2 separate regions of the Mus musculus genome follow, and region 2 is linked to region 1. The links are chromatin loops, found by intact Hi-C in ENCODE. Cell type or tissue: gastrocnemius. All regions are shown on one strand.

What was found. A loop is a pair of places that touch in the nucleus more often than their neighbours do. Peaks named below come from ENCODE experiments on the same cell type or tissue, not always from the same donor. Only the 100,000 strongest peaks of a DNase experiment are listed, where the experiment ranks them.
Region 2: it touches region 1 in a loop (2.3-fold over the local background); 1 of 42 quality-filtered maps calls a loop at or near these places.

What each region holds. Positions count from the first base shown.
Region 1 is chr7:141,227,278-141,229,777 of GRCm38, reverse strand. Gm51460 reads left to right here and starts at 162. Exons shown (of 1, transcript XM_030243134.1): 1 at 162-1,572. The coding sequence starts at 567. The coding sequence ends at 1,055. Phrf1 (PHD and ring finger domains 1) reads right to left here and starts at 990. Exons shown (of 18, transcript NM_001081118.1): 1 at 887-990. In gastrocnemius, a CTCF peak has its summit at 1,340 (motif pointing left); DNase peaks (open chromatin) are centred at 749, 1,021 and 1,308; H3K4me3 peaks cover 1,677 bases; H3K27ac peaks cover 1,853 bases.
Region 2 is chr7:141,439,774-141,442,273 of GRCm38, reverse strand. It overlaps Pidd1 (p53 induced death domain protein 1), which reads left to right. Exons shown (of 16, transcript NM_022654.2): 3 at 1-123; 4 at 453-662; 5 at 745-799; 6 at 900-1,101; 7 at 1,173-1,298; 8 at 1,409-1,588; 9 at 1,669-1,816; 10 at 1,908-2,043; 11 at 2,121-2,271; 12 at 2,359-2,482. Among named protein-coding and RNA genes, the nearest start is that of Pidd1, 3.0 kb to the left of the region's middle. In gastrocnemius, a CTCF peak has its summit at 1,485 (motif pointing right); a DNase peak (open chromatin) is centred at 1,440.

The sequences.
Region 1 (2,500 bases):
TGATATTAGAAAATGCAGACTGAGATAGACACAGAGCTTTGGCCCATTCATGACGGGGACCTCGGTCATGGTCCCAGTTTTCAGAAAAGAGGAGCTATAAGGAACTCTGTGAACCTCACTCACACAAGTCTTGGCTTTCTCTCAGTGCTGAGTGACGCCACAGGTTGCCCTTTTCACTCAGCATTCTTCCCAGAGGAATGAGTATAGAGTGGTCTATGGGGAGAAAGGAGGAATGCCGAGCTGCAAGTCAATCTCAAACTCCAACTGTGCTTCCAACCACTGGCCAAGATGACAGTCGCCAGACACGTTACTGTTTTCTGTTGCAGAGTACTCCTTTCAAGACACGATGGGAGCAACCCGGGGTTCAAACACAAGACAGGAAGACAGGTTTGAAAGCAATGTTGGCTCTGCCACTCTGCAGCGATGTAACACTGACAAGTGACTTTACCTCTCCGAACTATGGCTGTAAAGCTCCGACAGTGGTGCCTACTCGAGAATGCTGGGAGGGCTCCTCGAACTAAGGAAAACGATAATCGCGACATCAAGCACAATTTGGGCAAGTTCAGATGGTGCTGGCCAGGGCGAGGGCCATCAGGACAGAAAACCAGGTAGCTAGGGGTCACACCTTTCTTATGCACCAGTCCAGGTTCCCGCATGACCAGACAGGTGGCCGGCACCACGCCCATGGGCCTCCCGGTCGCAGCCGGACGTTCCGGGGCTCAGCTCGAGGCCTCAGCCACCCTCTCGTCCTCCGGACCGACCCGCGGCCAGAGCGACGTAGGCCTAGCCGGCCCGGAAGGCCACAGACAAAGCGTACGGCCACCATAGGTGGCCCGCGCGGCCGGACGCGACAGGGACACCGGGCCAGAGCGGCTACCGCACGTACCCGGGAACCTCGCGCCTCCCGGACGCTCCTAGACGATCCCGCCTCTGTCCGAACACGACCGCAAGTAGGCCGGTCAGCCGCCGCCGCCGTCGCCGCGCGCTCCCCGACCCGGAAGTGCACCCATACTCTTCCGGAACTTTCTGCCCTGCCCGTTGGTGGAAACTACTAAGGCCAAAACGGGGAGGAACTCGCGGCGGAGGATGACGAGACGTTAGCGCGTCCCCTTCCTCTCAGAACACCGACTAGCCCATCACAAGTACTGTCAGAGGAGAGCAGTGTTTTGCTGAGCGTGTGCTGTCCGAGCTCTCACCAGTGCACTAAACCAGGCTGTGGGTCTCACCTCCATGCAGTTGGTACAGTCCGACTCCCCATCCGCCGCGATGAATGGGAGCGGCCCCGGGACCACGTCTCCGCCCACAACCGTCCCGCCCTCCCGTGAGCGCCTCCTCCTGGTGGCTGGACTTAACTGCAGCCCGCGGCTGGAGGAGCGCTAGAGAAAAGCTTCAGGATGTCCCCTGGGTCTTCAGGTTCCCTTCCAGTATGCAGTTAATCATGATGGATCCTGTATATACGAGCTCCTCCGTCCCCTTCAGCCCGGCGAGGAGAGGCACAGTAACTTGTGAACACCGTGAAGAACTTAATTGTATGGCACAGATAATTAATAGAAAGAACAGAACTAGAGGTTACCGCCTGGCAGTAGGACACTTTCTTGCCTAGTACGCATAAAGGCCTGGTGAGAGGGGTCAAAGTATGGAGCATAATAGGATTAGGGGAAGAACCATGAGAGGACTCAGGGAAAATTCAGACCCACAAAACTGAGACTGACCTAGAGGCTGAGGGGATCAGAGGACACTGAGGTACTAAACAGGTGGCAATCATGGCTCACTGGACTCAACTGCCCATTTTGTGGTCCAGGGACCACTGTGGCTCAGAAGGGATGGCTTTTGATAGGAATAGAAGACAGACTGTAGCCGGGCAGTGGTGGTGCACGCTTTTAATCCCAGCACTTGGGATGCAGAGGCAGGCAGGCGGGTTTCTGAGTTCAAGGCCAGCCTGGTCTTCAGAGTGAGTTCCAGGACAGCCAGGGCTATACAGAGAAACCCTGTCTCGAAAACAACAAGAACAACAACAAAAAAAAAAAAGGAAAGAAAGAAAGAAAGAAAGAAAGAAAGAAAGAAAGAAAGAAAAAAAAAAAAAGAAAAGAAAAGAAAAGAAAAAGAAAGGAGGAGAAGACAGACTGTAGATTTACTGAGAAACTGGATGAGAGGGGCAGGGAGGAGAGGGAAGGAAGAATATGAAGATGAGGAGATAGGAGTCTACTTAGAAGAGGGAAAGCTAGGGTTATCCCCAGAGAGCAGAGGACAAAAGGCTGCCTTGGAGATAAAATGTGGTGGTAGTGGGGACCAGCTTTGGAACCTGGGACTTTCAGTGCTAAAAAGTCCAGATTCTACAAAGAAACTCAAGGGTAGGGTACTGAAGAAAACAAGAAAAGGAGAAGCAAACACATACATCAAGAAGGGATCTGGGGCTGGACAGGGTGACATAACCTTTACTCTCAGAAGAGACAGGCGGACCAGTGTGAGTTCAAGGCTAGCCTGGAGCACATAGCAAGTT
Region 2 (2,500 bases), 210 kb before region 1:
TTCAGCGTCTCGATCTCTCTGAGAACCTTCTAGACACCATACCCTCTGAGATTGGAAACCTGCGCAGCCTCAGTGAGCTCAATCTGGCCTCCAACCGGCTGCAGAGTCTCCCAGCTTCCCTCGGTGAGTAGCTACGGTGTCAGCTTTGTTTCACCAACCAGTACTGAGCGACTCTCAGCTACTGCCCAGAGCGCCACTCCCATGTGCCCACCCCCCCTGCAACCTAAAGTCTTAGGACCCTGTCCCCCCTTCTTCCACAGAGGCCCCTGAACCGTGTGCTCTTGCCCTGGGAACCTTCACTGCTTCCAGATGTCCCTTTTCTTTCTACCTCTTGGTTGCCTATAATTCACGTGTGTCATTGTCCCACCCTGTGATAGAGCCAGAAGCCTTTAGTTTGAGTGTTCTTGTCACAGGGCCACCATGAGTAGCCCTAAGCCAGCACTTGCCTGCAGCGGGGCTGCGGTCCCTGCGGCTCCTTGTTCTGCACAGCAACCTCCTGACCTCAGTGCCCACTGGCCTGGTCCACCTGCCACTGATCACTCGGCTTGACCTGAGGGACAACCGGCTCCGAGACCTGCCTGCTGAGTTACTAGACGCTCCCTTTGTGCGCCTGCAGGGGAACCCTCTGGGCGAGGCCTCTCCAGCACCCCCAAGTCCCCCAGGTAGGCTTGGCATGGGGTATAGCCAGGCTGTGAGAGGGTGAAGGCACATCACCATTCTGACTGTCACCTGTCCCTTGTGCAGACATATCCCAGGTTCCAGAAATGCCCAGGCTATTGCTGACCTCAGATTTGGACAGGTATTGGTGGGAATGTGGCTAGAACACATCGTCTCCCCTGCCTCCCAGGCCACACTGGGGTACCTTGTCTCTCAGCCCTCTTACCTCTCTTCTTACTCAGCTTCCTTGTGACTCCCCATGGCTGTTCTGTGACCCTGGCCTGTGGTGTCCGCCTACAGTTTCCAGCAGGAGCCACCACCACGCCTGTCACCATCCACTATCGACTCTGGTTGCCCGAGCCAGGCCTGGTCTCTCTGGGACCTCATGACTTCCTGCTTAGTAGTGTCCTGGAGCTGCAGCCCCATGGGGTGGCTTTCCAGCAAGTATGTCCAGGATGGGTAGGGAGCAGGTATTGCCTAGTCCTGGCCCCGTCTCACACTATTGTGGCCTACAGGATGTGAGCTTATGGCTGCTCTTTGTCCCTCCACGAGTCCGTCGCTGTCGTGAGGTAGTTGTGAGGACACGGAGTAACAACACCTGGAATGACCTAGAGACCCAACTGGAGGAAGAGGCACCCAAGGTGACAGCTGCCTAGGCCTTTGGGAGTGAGGGGAAAGGAGCAGCTTGCCCTGACACCACCCACCCTGCCCACTGTCTCCTGCCCTGACTCTCTCTTCCCCCGTGTTCCAGAGGCTCTGGGCTCGCTGCCAGGTGCCCCACTTCTCCTGGTTCCTGGTCGTTTTACGCCCAGTATCCAACACTTGCCTTTTGCCACCAGAGGGAGCACTTCTCTGCTCCTCAGGTCATCCTGGGGTCAGAGTCACTTTTCCCCCTGGGGTTACAGAAGAGCCTCGGCAAGTCTCCATGCAGGTATTGACAGGGTAGTACCAAGGGTGGCGGGAGGTGGTGCCTCAGCAGACAGGAGGGCACTGAAATGGTTCTCTGTCTAGGTAGTGCATATGGCTGGACTAGAGCTGAGAACCCTTCTGGAAGAATCAGAGGCATCAGTAAGCCCTCTGCTGTGCCTTTCACAGAGCGGCCCCCCCAGCTTCCTACAACCTGTCACTGTGCAGTTGCCCCTGCCTCCTGGCGTTACAGGTGAAGCTGCACGCCACAGGACTAAAGGTGGGTGCTTAGAGGGGGGAATAGCATTCAGAGGGGCTTCAGCCTTCTGTCATTTTCCATCCAGGCTTCAGTCTAGACCGCTCCCACCTGCATCTGCTCTACCGAACACCCCTGACAACCACCTGGGATGATATCACCACTCAGGTGGCACTGGAATTCACCCACCTGTATGCACGCTTCCAGGTCACGCACTTCTCCTGGTCAGTGTCCCCTAGCTTCCGCAGGACCCCTTCTGCCCTTCCTCTGTATGGCCACACCTCAACTCTGGCACTTCCAGGTACTGGCTCTGGTATACCACCAAAACCTGTGTGGGGGGCCTGGCCCGGAAGGCCTGGGAACGGCTGCGACTGCACCGTGTGAATCTCATTGCACTGCAGAGGCGCCGAGACCCTGAGCAGGTTCTGCTGCAGTGCCTGCCACGGAACAAGGTGGGGCAGCAGGAAGACAGAGGGGTGACCTGAAGGCCAGGCTGGGTACAAAGCTTTGGCCTCTGATCCCTGGTGGGTGCCCCACAGGTAGATGCCACCCTGAGTCGGCTGCTGGTTCGCTACCGTGGCCCTGAACCCTCTGAGACTGTGGAGATGTTTGAGGGTGAGAAGTTCTTTGCAGCCTTTGAGCGGGGCATTGATGTAGATGCAGGTAGGTCTCTTTTCCAGG